Regions from separate parts of the Homo sapiens genome. Here region 1 is linked to region 2. Evidence: chromatin contacts called from ENCODE Hi-C or POLR2A ChIA-PET data. All regions are on one chromosome and are shown on one strand. The core of a region is the stretch at or near the end of the contact, and the rest is flanking DNA. Distances in the headings are between cores, read along the strand shown. Region 1 holds the start of TRAPPC5 (trafficking protein particle complex subunit 5). Region 2 has its middle 11 kb from the start of ARHGEF18.

The links. A loop is a pair of places that touch in the nucleus more often than their neighbours do. ChIA-PET counts read pairs that join two places held with the same protein, here RNA polymerase II (POLR2A). Pooled maps may share reads with other maps.
Region 1: a pooled map shows a loop between it and region 2 (7-fold over the local background). The contact joins the promoter of TRAPPC5 here to the enhancer-like site in region 2. A Hi-C loop is called at or near these places in 1 of 168 maps with a recorded cell type or tissue (CD8-positive, alpha-beta T cell), 3 of 37 single-sample maps with no recorded cell type and 4 of 50 pooled maps. POLR2A ChIA-PET finds 5 or more read pairs at or near these places in 2 of 52 experiments (BJ and MCF 10A).

What each region holds. Positions count from the first base shown.
Region 1 is chr19:7,679,583-7,686,162 of GRCh38, reverse strand. TRAPPC5 (trafficking protein particle complex subunit 5) reads right to left here and starts at 5,330. Exons shown (of 2, transcript NM_001042462.2): 1 at 5,285-5,330; 2 at 1-3,921. The coding sequence starts at 3,909. The coding sequence ends at 3,343. MCEMP1 (mast cell expressed membrane protein 1) reads right to left here. Exons shown (of 7, transcript NM_174918.3): 7 at 6,334-6,580. RefSeq lists silencers at 1,072-1,254, 3,806-4,100, 5,066-5,625.
Region 2 is chr19:7,334,267-7,341,535 of GRCh38, reverse strand. No RefSeq gene overlaps it. Among named protein-coding and RNA genes, the nearest start is that of ARHGEF18, 11 kb to the left of the region's middle. RefSeq lists enhancers at 125-194, 255-364, 3,766-3,875. Within about 2 kb of position 3,880, at least 12 of the 41 ENCODE cell types and tissues checked have a DNase peak (open chromatin) inside an H3K27ac peak, as active enhancers do; they include CD8-positive, alpha-beta T cell, where a contact is called at or near this core.

The DNA of each region.
Region 1 (6,580 bases), core at 4,081-6,580, 340 kb before region 2:
ACCCTGGGCCCTGCACTCCCAGCTTACAAATTCCCGCAGCCCCTCTTCCTCCCTCCCGATTTCTCTGACATCCCTCACAGCCCCGCCTCTGGACAGAAGAATGGCCCCTGCCCTGGCCGGCCCTGGAAGCCCCTCTCGCCAGGGTCTCAGAGGACCTGCCTGGGGCTGCTTAGCCCAAAGCGTCCTGCATTTTGCTCTGAAATCCAGCTTCTCAGACACCATGTTCCCCTCCCTCCGTCCCCCATCCAGGACTGTGGTTTCTGTGTCTGTGCAGACGCCCAGACCTCCCTCCAGAACTCCAGACCCCAAACCCCAAGACCTGTGCATCTGCTGGCCCCCTAGACGCCTCCCCCTCATTCCAGATTCAGGCTATCATCCTGCCCAAGCCCTCTCCCGGCGCCTCCCTCCACCTCCAACAGCCAACAGCTATTCCAGGATCAGCCCTGGGGCTATGTGTGGTGGTTGCTCAATGGTTTCATTCATCCTAGAGACGCCACCTTCTCCCCAGTGTGCTGAAGCCCACCCTGCTCAATGCCTCTTGCTAGGATGGCTGAGACTGCCCTGACCAAGCCCTCAGCCCTGGTCCACCAGGCAGTCCAACAGAGCATCCTAAACAAATCTAGAGGTGACACCGACCCCTTTGGCCCTTCTCATAACCAGTGAGGGGAGCCCAGCTGACAGTCCCTGCAGTTCCTTTTCTGAACAGACCTGTCTGTTCACATTCTGGGGGGCGGTGGAAAGGAAGCAGGGAAGATTGGATCATGGTTCCCCCAAAAAATCTGGAAGAACTTTCCTTGGGGGAGAGGAGGAGTTATCAGGAACCAAGTGTGGTGAACAAAAAGGGAAAGGAAAATTGCCTGAGGTGTAATACATTACTTTTTTTTTCTTTTTTAAGACAGGGTCTCACTCTGTTGCTCAGGCTGGAGTGCCAGTGGTGTGATCTTGGCTCACTTCAACCTCCGCCTCCCAGGTTTAAGTGATCCTCCTGCCTTAGCCTCCCAAGTAGCTGGGATTACAGGTGCCTGCCACCACGCCCAGCTAATTTTTGTATTTTTAGTAAAGATGGGTTTTGCCATGTTGACCAGGTTGGTCTCAAACTTCCGGCCTCAAGTGATCTGCCCACCTCGGCCTCTCAAAGTGCTGGGATTACAGACATAAGTCGCCACGCCTGGCCTTATTTCAAATTCTTTTAGACAAGGTCTCACTATGTTGCCCAGGCTGGACACCAACCCCTGGCCTCAAGCGATCCTTCTGCCTCGGCCTCCTGAATAGCTGGGACTCCAGGTGTGCACCACTGCACCCCACTTATTTTAAAATTTTTTTAACAAGGGAAATGTGTTTGTATCATCCTGGACTTTAAAATTAACTTTAAAGTATTGACCAGACTGGCCAACACAGTGAAACCTCATCTCTACTAAAAATACAAAAAATTAGGTAGCTGGGACTACAGGAATGCACCTCCATGCCCAGCTAATTTTTGTATTTTTAGTAGAGACAGGGTTTCACCATATTGGCCAGGCTGGCTCGAACTCCTGACCTCGTGATCCGCCTGCCTCGGCCTCCCAAAGTGCTGGGATTATAGGCGTGAGCCACCGCGCCTGACCTTTTTGTTTTTTAGATGGAGTTTCGCTCTTGTTGCCCAGGCTGGAGTGCAATGGTGCAATCTCGGCTCACTGCAACCTCCACCTCCCGGGTTGGAGCGATTCTCCTGCCTCAGCCTCCCAAGTAGCTGGGATTACAGGCATGTGCCACCACACCCGGCTAATGTTTTCTATTTTTAGTAGAGACGGGGTTTTGCCATGTTAGCCAGGCTGGTCTCGAACTCCTGACTTCAGGTGATCCACCTGCCTCAGCCTCCCAAAGTGCTGGGATTACAGGCGTGAGCCACCGCACGTGGCCCCTCCTGGTGATTCTGATACCCTAAAGCCTGCATCTCAATCTAAGGTCCCCAGGAATCCCCTGGGGGCCTCGCTAAAATGCACCCTCAGATTCAGCAGCTCTGGGGTGGGCCTGAGACTGCATTATGGACCAACTCCCAGTTGATGCTGCTACTGCTGATCTACAGAACACACTTTGATTTGGCTCACGCCTGTAACCCCAGCACTTACGGAGGCCAAGGTGGAAGGATTGCTTGAGGCCAAGAGTTTGAGACCAGCCTGGGCAACCTAATAAGAGCCCCCATCTCTACAAAAATTTTTTAAAAATTAGCTGGGCATGGCTGGGCGCCATGGCTCACGCCTGTAATCCCAGCACTTTGGGAAGCCGAGGTGGGCAGATCACGAGGTGAGGAGATCGAGACCATCCTGGCTAACATGGTGAAACCCCGTCTCTACTAAAAATACGAAAAATTAGCCAGGTGTGGTGGTGGGCACCTGTAGTTCCAGCTACTCGGGAGGCTGGGGCAGGAGAATGACATGAACCCGGGAGGCGGAGCTTGCAGTGAGCCGAAGCCGAGATGCTGCCACTGCACTCCAGCCTGGGCGACAGAACAAAACCCTGTCTCTGAAAAATATAATAAATGAGGGAAGAAGGCAAACAATCTCCCTCTGCCTGTTTTCTAGGCACACGGTGACACCCACTCCTTTACATGTTGTCTGTGGTTGCATTCAGTACATCAGCGGAGTAATGGGGCAAGAGCACATGGCGGCACAGCAGTGGCTCACGCCTGTAATCCCAGCACTTTGGGAGGCTGAAGTGGGCGGATCACCTGAGATGAGGAGTTCGAGACCAGCCTGACCAACATGGTGAAACCCCATCTCTACTAAAAATACAAAAATTAGCCGGGTGTGGTGGGAGGCACCTGTAATCCCAGCTACTTGGGAAGCTGAGGCAGGAGAATCACGTGAACCCAAGGTGGAGGTTTGCAGTGAGGTGAGATGGTGCCACTGCACTCCAGCCTGGGCGACAGAGCAAGACTCTATCTCAACAAATAAAAAAAATAATAATAAAGACCACATGGCATAAAATATTGCCCATCTGGCACTTTGCGCAGTTTGCCCACCCCCAGTCTAAAGGCGTCTGTCTCAGCCTGATGCGTCTCCCAGGACCCCATGCCCCCTCCAGCCTGCAGACAGCCTCCAACCGTGATTCCAGAACCTGCCAGCATTTCCCACCAACTCCTTTTGCCGGGTTTATTTCTCCCCACCACTCCTGGTCTCACTCAACCCCCCAACCCTATGGCCAGACCCGCCCCCACTCTACTGTAAACACATTCGGACCTGGCCTCCCTCCCCAGCCTGGGGCAGGGCTGTGGCTCAAGGTACTGAGTGGATCTAAGGCCGCCACACAAGACACAAGACACACGTGGGGAGGGGCTCTCTGTATCCTTTATCTCCGGCAGGGTCAGCGGCCCTCCAGGGCCCGGTCTCGAGCGATGACTGCCTCCTCGAACTTGATCATGAGCGTGGTGCCCTTGTGCCAGTGCGCCGTGACCTTGGCAGGGAAGCCGCTGTGTGTGAGCACCGCCTCCACGATGCCCGCCGTGAAGCTGGCGCAGTTGAGCGTGCTGTTCTCCTTGGGCACGGAGATGTAGGTGTTGATGAGCGGCTCGCGCTCGATGATGTAGAAGGTGCGCGCGTCATCGTTGGCCTGCTCCAGCTTGTCCGCCTCCTTGCCGAAGAGCGCCTTCCACACGGCGCCCTTGACGAAGAGCAACGCGCCTAGCACCTTGGTCTCACGCCGGGCACCCTTTTCGCGCGCCACCAGCGCATCCAGCACGCGCGCGCCCACCTGGCGGCCCAGCGCGGCCAGGCGCGACTGCAGCTCGGCCACGGAGAAGACGCGGCTCTGGCAGTGCTGTACCAGCTCGGAGAACAGCAGTGCGAAGGCGCTCAGGCTCACCTCGGTGCGCGGCCGCGCCAGCGCGCGCTCCAGCAGCGCCGACTTCCCGCGCGTGAAGCGCGCCTCCATGCCGCCGCCACCCTGCGGGGAGACCAGGAAGTGCAGGTGTCAGGGGCAATGGGAAGGGGAGCAGGCCGGGAGGAAAGGAGGGAGAACCGCGAGGGGCCCTGGGACACCCTCGACCCATGCCACTGTTGTGTGCTCCAGTGCCGACTTCCCACTTGCAAAGAGATGCGCGTAAAACACGCCTCGATTACACGTAACCAGATAAATCAAGGGAGGGGGGAGTCTTATACCCTCGGCAGGCAGCGGGCTAGCGGGAGTGGGGACAAGGTGGGAGGAGAGACACGAGGGGGAACAGAAGAGGAGGCCGAAACCACCCAACCCTCGGGCATGCAGACGGTTCAATTGCGAAAGCGCCTTCCTGCCCGCTCCGCCACCTACAGGAGTAACTAGAAAACTAGTGTATGGGGGGAGGGGCGTCAGATCTAGGGCAGGGAGGTGACAAAGATGAGGCACCACGAGGGGATATGGGCAGTCGCTCCTGCCCCGCCCTGCGCTCCAGCACAGACGACCCTCGGGAACTTTCCTGCCGGCCCCCTGCGGAAAGCCAGAGTAAAGGGGGTGGAGGGTGGGAGTGGGGTAGGAGCGTGTCAAGACCAAAAGCCAGGAGGGTTGGGGGCTTTAACAGGGGGGATCCGTGGGGCCAGGCAGGAGGGGCGGGTAACCCCCAACCCCAAGCCCTCAGGCAGGCAGCTCCGATGTGTCACGCAGGAACCCTTCGTCCTTTGAGACGCGGATGGGCCTGGGTTCTGAAGGCTGGGAGGAGGGGCCCAGAGGTGTTGGGAGCCTCCCACCCCCGTGCTCTCCAGAAAGGAAGCTGGATGCTGAGCAACTGTGGTCCTCCCATCAGCTGTCGGTGCGGGGAGAGGGAGATGGGGTAGGGGGCTCCTGAAGAGAAATGGGGTGGGGAGCGGGCGCCGAGACGGGATCGGAGGGGCAGCTGAGAACCCGCCCCCACCATGCATGGGGAGGTGTGTGGATGCTAAGCCGACCCCAACGAGGTCTGCGTGGGAGGTGGGAGAACCAGCGGGGAGGGGTGTCCCAGGGGCTCCGGGCCGCCCCCGCCCCAGCATGCAGATCCGTCCGTGGCGAGGGCCCTGGGCGCGCGAGATGGGAGAGGGATCGTTAAGACCCCACCACCGGGCTGCGATGGGGGCTGAAGTGAGCTGAACTGCCGTAGGGTCAGGGCCCCGCGACCCTCGCCCCGTACCTCTACACTGGGGAGAAACCCACCCTCCTCGCAGCCTCCTGAGGGGGGCCGAAGCGAGCGGGCTCGGGATCGCGGACGCCGAGACCCCAGCCCGGGACCCACACGCCCGCGGGGAAGGGGCCGGGGAGCGGACGAGGCCCGGCGCGGGCAGGGGGGTGGGTAGGGTCTCACCAGGAACCGCAGCAGTCTGCTCGGCCGAGCTGCTTTACGGCGCCGTAAAAGGCGCTGCGTGCGCAGGCGCTCGACGGGCCAGGCGTGTGGGCGGGGCGCGCGCAGCGGTGCCTGAGAGCGGCCGCAGGGGGGCGCGCGAGTCCGCGGAGCCGGACCCAGGGACGTGGCCCACGGCCGTGATGGCTGCTCCGCGCGTGGCCAGGGTCTCGCTGGCTCTGGGTGGCCCACGCTGGAGGGGACGCTTGCAGGCCTAGTCACCTGCTCAGGGCGCACGTATGACAATGGGCCAATGTATACCCTTGCACATGGACACACCTGTTGGCTTTTCCAGGCACTCCTATGTCCTTGGGGATGGGTTCAATTGTCTCAAGTGCATCCATGTGGCCCGCGGTGGCTCCCGCCTGTAACCCCAGCATTTTCGGAGGCGGAGGTGGGAGAATCACTTGAGGCCAGGAGTTTGAGACCAGCCTGGACAACATAGCTAGACTCCCACTTCTTTAAAAAAAATTAGCCAGGTGTGGTGGTGTGAACCTGTAATCCCATCTACTCGGGAGGCGGAGGCAAGAGGATCGCCTGAGCCCAGGAGGTCGAGGCTGCAATGAGTCATGATCGTACCACTGCCCTCCAGCCTGGGTGATAGAGCGAGACCCTGTCTCAAAAAAACAAAAACAAACAACAACAACAACAAATCAAGTGCATGCATGAGCGGTGGACATAGTACCTTAGGGTCATGTACACTCATGGATACATGCTCAATGGCATAGATACACTCACGGGCACAATTACACACGTGGGTACACGCTTAGGGCTTGTATATATCCGTGGTCCCAGGTACACTCAGGGAGATGTTGTATGCTCAGGGGCACCCACTCTGGGACACAGGGAAGACACAGGGAATGAGTTACTCATTCACAGATGCACAGGTACTCACGCAGGGCACTCAGTCTCGCCCACCCTGGTGCCCCGGGGTCATTGTCACGTGCAGACTCTCCCTCTCCCCAGGTCCCAAAACCCCTCCCCTTGCCCCAGTAACAGGTCCCATAGCGACGCTGTTTTCCCTTGACTTTATTTATCTTCATAAGTCACAAAATGTGAGTGCAGAGATAAATGTCTGTGTGCATGTGCCCTGAGCACACAGGGTGGCATAACTCGGCACACTCATAATGACACAGCCGTTCACCCAGCCACAGATAGTGACAGGGCACACATGGCGACACCCACATGTACGGAGATAAATCTCCCCCACCATGACATGGGTAGACAGAAAACACGCCGCAGTATACTCTAGTATGTTTA
Region 2 (7,269 bases), core at 2,631-5,130:
TCAGGAGTTCAAGGCCAGCCTGGCCAATATGGTGAAACCCCGTCTCTATTAAAAATCCAAAAATTAGCCGGGCATGGTAGCACACGCCTGTAGTCTCAGCTACTCGGGAGACTGAGGCAGGAGAATCGCTTGAACCTGGGAGCCAGAGATAGCAGTGAGCCAAGATCGTACCACTGCAATCCAGCCTAGTGACTCCATCTCAAACAACAACAACAAAAAGCCTTTTTCTTCCAGCCTTAGCTGCTATCATGGAGATGGCCACGTGGGGGCAGCACTTCCCCATGGCTTCTCCTCTGGCCAGAAAGACCACAGAAAGCAAAACAGGAAAAAAAACCGACCCTTGTGGAAAGCCGGAAGGCTTACAGGGGCCAGGCAGCAGCCTGAGTTAGTGAGGGCCATGGGGTGTGAGACACGGGTTTGCCCTTCCTTCTACCACGCTTATTTTTTTCTTGGAGTAGTCTCACTGTGTTGGCCAGGCTGGTCTCAAACTCCTGGCCTCAAGTGATCCTTCCTCCTCGGCCTCCCAAAGTGCCGGGATTACAAATGTGAGTCACCACACCTGGCCTTTTCTCCCACTTTTGACAGAGACGTGGCAGAGTGAAATATTCCTGTGCTGCAGAAAACAACATAATTTCAGTTGGGTTAAAGATGAAATGTGAACAATAAACCAATACAGATCATAGAAGGAATTTACAAGGCTATTTTTACAATTGAGGGTTGAAAACATGCTTTTTTTGAAATTGTTGTGTGTGTGTTTTAACTAAGACAGAAAACCCAGAAGCTATGAATGAAACCACAGAAATACTTAATACATAAAAATCTATATAAACGTGGCCGGGTGCAGTGGCTGATGCCTGTAATCCCAGCACTTGGGGAGGCTGAGGCAGGTGGATCACTTGAGGCCAGGAGTTAGAGACCAGCCTGGCCAACATGCAGAAACCTTGTCTCTACTAAAAATACAAAAATTAACTGGGTGTGGTGGTGGGCACCTATAATTGCAGCTACTCGGAAGGCTGAGGCAGGAGAATCACTTGAACCCTGGTGGCAGAGGTTTCAGTGAGCTGAGATCTCACCACCACACTCCAGCCTGGGTGACAGAACAAGACCCTGTCTCAAAAACAAAACAGAACAAAACAAAACGAAACAAACAAAAAACTATATAAACATCTGTTAAAAATCTTATAATAAAAATAAATATAACTAACAGAATAATTTTATAAATTATCAGGGAAGTATATACAAAAGCAATAAAGAAAGATGAATTGGTTGCCTGAGAAGGGTTGGTACCTTTATATGCAAAGAGATTTCACACATTGATAAGAAAAAAACACAACAGAAATAGAAAATTAAGAATTTGGGGCCGGGCTTGGTGGCTCATGCCTGTAATCCCAGCACTTTGGGAGGCTGAGGCAGGTGGATCAGTTGAGGTCAGGAGTTCGAGACCAGACTGGCCAACATGGTGAAAATTAGCTGGGCAGGTGGTGGGCACCTACAGACCCAGCTACTTGGGAGGCTGAGGCAGGAGAATCGCTTGAACCTGGGAGGCAGAGGTTGCGTCAGTGAGCTGAGATCGCGCCATTGCACTCCAGCCTGGGCAACAGAGGGAGACTCTGTCTCAAAAAAAAAAAAAGAAGAAGAAAAAGCAAGAAAAGAAAAAAAGAGAAAGAAAGGGTGTGAACAGGCATGTCTCAGAAAAGCACAGACGGGAGCCAAAGAATGATGAAAATATAGTTCCCAGAAGCCCAGAGAGTGCGAATTTCAGGGAGCTGTTCACTTCATATCTAAGAGTGCGGCAATAGCAACCACCAAAAGGAATGTATCTGATTATCATCTTACTGTAGTTGAAATTATATTGGAAATTAGAACATGTATTTATGAAATTCTACAGTCTTAATTTGTCTACATGATTTCTAATATTTTCTTTTTTCTTTTCTTTTCTTTCTTCTTTTTTTTGGGGGGGTCGGGGGACAGGGTCTCCCTCTGTCACCCAGGCTGGAGTGCAATGGCACAATTTCAGCCCACGGTAACCTCAACCTCTCAGGGGCTTAAGCGATCTTCCCACCTTAGCCTCCTGAGTAGCTGGACAACAGGTGGCCACCTCAAGTGGCATTTCTTTTTCTTTCTTTCTTTTTTATTTTTCTTTGAGAGGGAGTCTCTGTCTCCCAGCAGTGGCACAATCTCGGCTCACTGCAACCTCTGCCTCCCAGATTCAAGCGATTCTCCTGCCTCAGCCTCCCGAGTAGCTGGGACTACAAGTGCGTGCCACCACGCCCAGTTAATTTTTGTATTTTTAAAGACAGGTTTTCACCATGTTGGCCAGGATGGTCTCAATCTCTTGACCTCGTGGTCCTCCCACCTTGGCCTCCCAAAGTGCTGGGATTACAGGCGTGAGCCACTGCACCCGGCCAAATTGTATATTTTCTTGGCAATTATGAATAATATCACTACAAACATTTATGTCAAGACTTCAATGTGAATATGCTTTCATTTATCTTGGTAAAATACATAGGAATAGAATTTCTGGGTGCTATGACAAATGTATATTTAGCGTTGTAAGAAACATTTTAACTGTTTCTTTTGTCTTTTCTTTTTTTGTGATAGAGTCTTCGTCTGTCACCCAGGCTGAAGTGCAATAGCACGATCTCGGCTCACTGCAACCTCTGCCTCCCTGGTTCAAGTGATTCTCCTGCCTCAGCTTCCTGAGTAGCTGGAATTACAGGCGCATGCCACCATGCCCAGCTAATTTTTGTGTTTTTAGTAGAGACGGGGTTTCGCCGTGTTGGCCAGGCTGGTCTCAAACTCCTGACCTCAAGTGATCCTCCAGCCTCGGCCTCTCAAAGTGCTGGGATTACAGGCATGAGCCACTGCACCCAGCTGGACTGTTCTTCTTTATTCTTCTTTTGGTCCTCTTTCAGTTCTCTCCCTCTCTGTCTCTGTCTCTCTCTCTCCGTGTGTGTGTGTGTGTGTGTGTGTGTGTGTGTGTGTGTGTGTGTAGGCAAAAAGCTTAGATTAGATAATTAGGCTGGGCACAGTGGCTCATGCTTGTAATCCCAGCACTTTGGGAGGCTGAGGCAGGAGAATCAATTCAGCCCGGGAGTTCAAGATCAGCCTGGGCAGCATAGCAAGATCCTGTCTCTACAAAAAATTTAGAAATTAGCCAGGCATGGTGGTGCCCACCTGTTGACCTAGCTACTCAGGAGACTGAGATGGGAGGATCCTTTAAGCCTGGGAGGTGGACACTGCAGTGAGCTATGATTGCCCCACTGCACTCCAGCCTGGACAATAGAGTGAGATCCTGTCTCAAAAAAAGAAAAGAAAAGAAAAAGAAAAATAGATCTATATATATGCAGTAGATGTTACTTATTCAGACAAGTGAGAGTACCTAGCACACTTCTGGAAATAGGGTTGCCAGATCAAATATAGGAACCTGAGTATCTTATATATTTATCCGTTAAATGTGGCAAGCCAATTCAGGGACTCTTTGTGATAGCATCTGTGTCCCCAGGGGCTGGTTCCCCAATTCTCATAGTAACACGGGGTGGGGCAGCAGGCTGGGCTCTTTCTTTTTCGCATCCAGGCTGTTGGACCCCAGAGAAACCACAAGGGACTTTAGAGGCTTCAACAGGAAAACCGCATCTTAATATAACCCAAGAACTGAACATTCTCGTAATGAGATGTCCACAGAAGCACAGTGCCATTACTTTACATACTTCCAATGGCAAGATGTGTCCTGGCGTGGCTTCTGGCACTGGTTATGAATCATAAAAGAGGGGTCACCCCTCTCTGAGCACTTTCTATGTAGTTTATTTAATCTCATGCAATCTTCACAACCATCCAAGGAGGAAGGCCCTGTTGGCTTTATTGGCCCCGTTCTGTAGATGAGGAAGCTGAGGCTCAGTGAGGCAAGGCTCTGTGACACACTGTCCCCCAGAGGCTGCAGCATGCAGAACCCCTTAGAACATCTGCTTTGTTAACGGCATGTTGAGAGACACAGCCTCTGGGAACCTGTGTTAGGCACGTTGGCCGAGGGGCCGGGCACCCGTATTGCTAACCCTGCCTGTCTCTGCCAGTGACCTGAACTCACACAGATGGTGCAGTGGACAACCTCTGCTCACCACTTGCACCTGCAGAAGACTCATCAGGGCACACAGGGCCATGCCACAGCAGTTCCCTTCCCACACTGCATTATTCAGTAAGCACAAAGCAATATGGCAGGTGTGATAGTTGGAGCCCAGGTGAGCAGCCCCTGAGCCCCAGACTTGGAAGTCCAGGGAGGCTTCCTCAGGAAGCAGTGCCCAGCACATACCTGAAGGATGTGAAGGACCTGGGACAAGCACAGGGCCACAGGTGATTGCACTCATCCACAGCAAGGAGAACCAAAGGGGAAAGTGGCTATAATGGGGGAAGCTAGAGACAGAGGCCATTGTGTCTGGGTCCAATGGCATAGCTTTAGCTTTTATCCCTAAGGCAATGGGGAGACATGGGAAGTTTTATGCGGAGGGGAGGCAAAGTCTGCTCTTTGTTTCAGAAAGCTCCCTTTAACTGGGCATGGAAGGAATGGTTAGAGGGTATAATCCTGGAAGCTGGCAAGGTGGCAATGCTGTCATTCAGGAAGACAGGACAGTGGCCCAGCCATAGGAGGGAGAAAAGTGGGTGACTCGGGGGGGAATTCGAGAGGCAAAATGAGCTGGACTTTGTGTAGATATGGGTGGATGGGGAGCGAGAATGCCACCCAGCTCTCAGCCTGACTCCCCAGCGGACAGGGTCTGGGACAGGCTCCAGGGTCAGCACTTTTGACTGACAGCCTCAAGTCTATGGGTGTAGTGTCCCTGTCCACTTCCCTCCATTCATCTATTTGCATTTCCTGAGCCTGGAACTTTCCAGCTGCTCCTCTGGTTGCCCTGGAAGGGGGAGGGCTGGGAAGGAGGTCTCCCATCCCAGCAGCTGGCCCGCAAGGCAGAGGCTGCCCCCGGCTGACGCTCTTCCTTTTCCTCCAGGTAGCACTGTGCCAGGGCATCTGGGAACCCCAGAGGAAGGGCAGGGTGTCCAGCGGGTGGGCAAGGGGTCATGGCTATGGGCTCCTCTCTTCCCATGAGCTCATGGGCTCAGCACCCTGCCAGGTGTCAGCAGGAGAGGGCTCAGGAATCCTAGGTGGACGGTGGGGGCTGAGAACCTGTGTTTGTCATCTGGACAGGTGTGTGGATGTCACCCTGGAGGCACATCTGGCTCTTTATCCTTTAGTCTGCTCAAACAGTACTCCCTCAAGGGACTTCACCTCTCTCTATCTCTCTGCTCCCCTCCATACCTCCCCCATTTTGTTTTCTGAGTCGTCTTTATTTTATTTATACGTTTATTTTTGAGACAGCGTCTCACTCTGTCACCCAGGCTGGAGCGCAGTGGCACCATCTCAGCTCACGGCCACCTCCGCCTCCAGGGTTCAAGTGATTCTCCCGCCTCAAACTCCTGGGTAGCTAGGACTGTAGGCTTGCACCACTGTGCCCGGCTAATTTTTTTTTTTTTTTTTTTTTTTTTTTTTTAGTAGAAACAGGGTTTCACCATGTTGGCCAGGCTAGTCTCACACTCCTGGCCTCAAGAGATCTGCCCGCCTCAGCCTCCCACAGTGCTGGGATTACAGGCATGAGCCGCCTTGGGTCCGGCCTAGTTGTATAATAATTTCATTATGTATTACAATGTGGTAATAATATAACAACAGTGCATCATAGTGCACAGTAAATGTAATGTTCTTGAATCATCCTGGAACCGCCACCTTCCAACTGTCTTCCATGAAACTGGTCCCTGGTGCCAAAAAGGTTGAGGATCTCTGGCTTTAACACCATCCCCTTTGTGCTATTCTTGTGACAGTGTGACAATAAGTTCTCGTGAGACTCTGTCATTTAAAAGTGTGTGACACCTCTCCCCTCCCCTCACTCTCTCTTGCTCCTGTTCCTGCCATGTAAGACGTGCCTGCTCCTTCTTCACCTTCTGCCATGATTGTAAGTTCCCTGAGGTCGCCCCAGAAGCCAGCACCCTGCTTCCTGTACAGCCTGCAGAACCGTGAGCCAGTTAAACCTCTTTTCTTTATAAATTACCCAGTCTCAGGTATTTCTTTATAGCAATATGAGAATGGACGAATACATCATCCATCCATCCATCCATCCATCCATCCATCTACCTACGACTCTAACTATCTATATATCTATCTACGTAGTATGTATCTATTTTTTTTTTTGAGACAGGGTCTTGCGCTGTCTTGCCCAGGCTGAGTGCAGTGGTGCCATCATAGCCTAGTGTAGCCTCAACCTTTCAAGCTTAAGTTATCCTCCCACCTCAGCCTCTCAAGTAGCTGAGACCACAGATGCATACCACCACACACAGCTAATTTTTTATTTTTTTGTAGGGACAGGTTCTCACTATGTTGCCCAGACTGGTCTCAAACTCCTGGACTCAAGGGATTCTCCCACCTTTGCCTCCCAAAGGATTACAGGCCTGAGCCACTGTGCCTGGCTCTGTCTGTCTGTCTGTCTATCTATCTATCTATCTATCTATCTATCTATCTATCTATCTATCTATCTATCTATCTATCATCATCATCATCTATGCATCCATCTATCTATAATTCTATCTATCTATCTCCCTCTCTCTGCCTCTCTCCCTCCCCAACACTCCTTTCCTATCTCCCAGGCTGTCATTCATACAACACAGGTTCTACCAGTCAAACCAATTCATAAAATCACAAAACCAACCCAGATTCAAGGGCTGAGAGGTAGATTCCACTTCCTAACAAAATCAGACAAAATTGCAGTCATATTTTCAGGTCAACCAGAATAGCCCTTCCCCAACCTCACAGCCCGGGACTTGGGTCTTGTGATGCTTCCCACAGTGGGGAGTTCAGTTTAAATGCCTTCGCTCCACCATTCAGGGGTTTCTACCCCTAGCAGGCACAAACATCCATTAAAATATAAATGGCCTCAGTTTCTTTCTTTCTTTCTTTTTCTTTTTTTGAGACAAGGTCTCATTCTGTTGCCCAGGCTGGAGTGCAGTAGCATGATCTCAGCTCACTGCAGCCTCTGCCTCCCAGCCTCAAGCGATCCTCCCACCTCAGCCTCCCTAGTGGCTGGGATTACAGGTGCGCACCACCACGCCTGGCTAATTTTTGTATTTTTAGTAGAGACGGGGTTTCACCATGTTGATCAGGCTGGTCTTGAACTCCTGACCTCAAGTGATCCACCTGCCTCGGCCTCCCAAAGTGCTGGGGTTACAGTGGTGAAC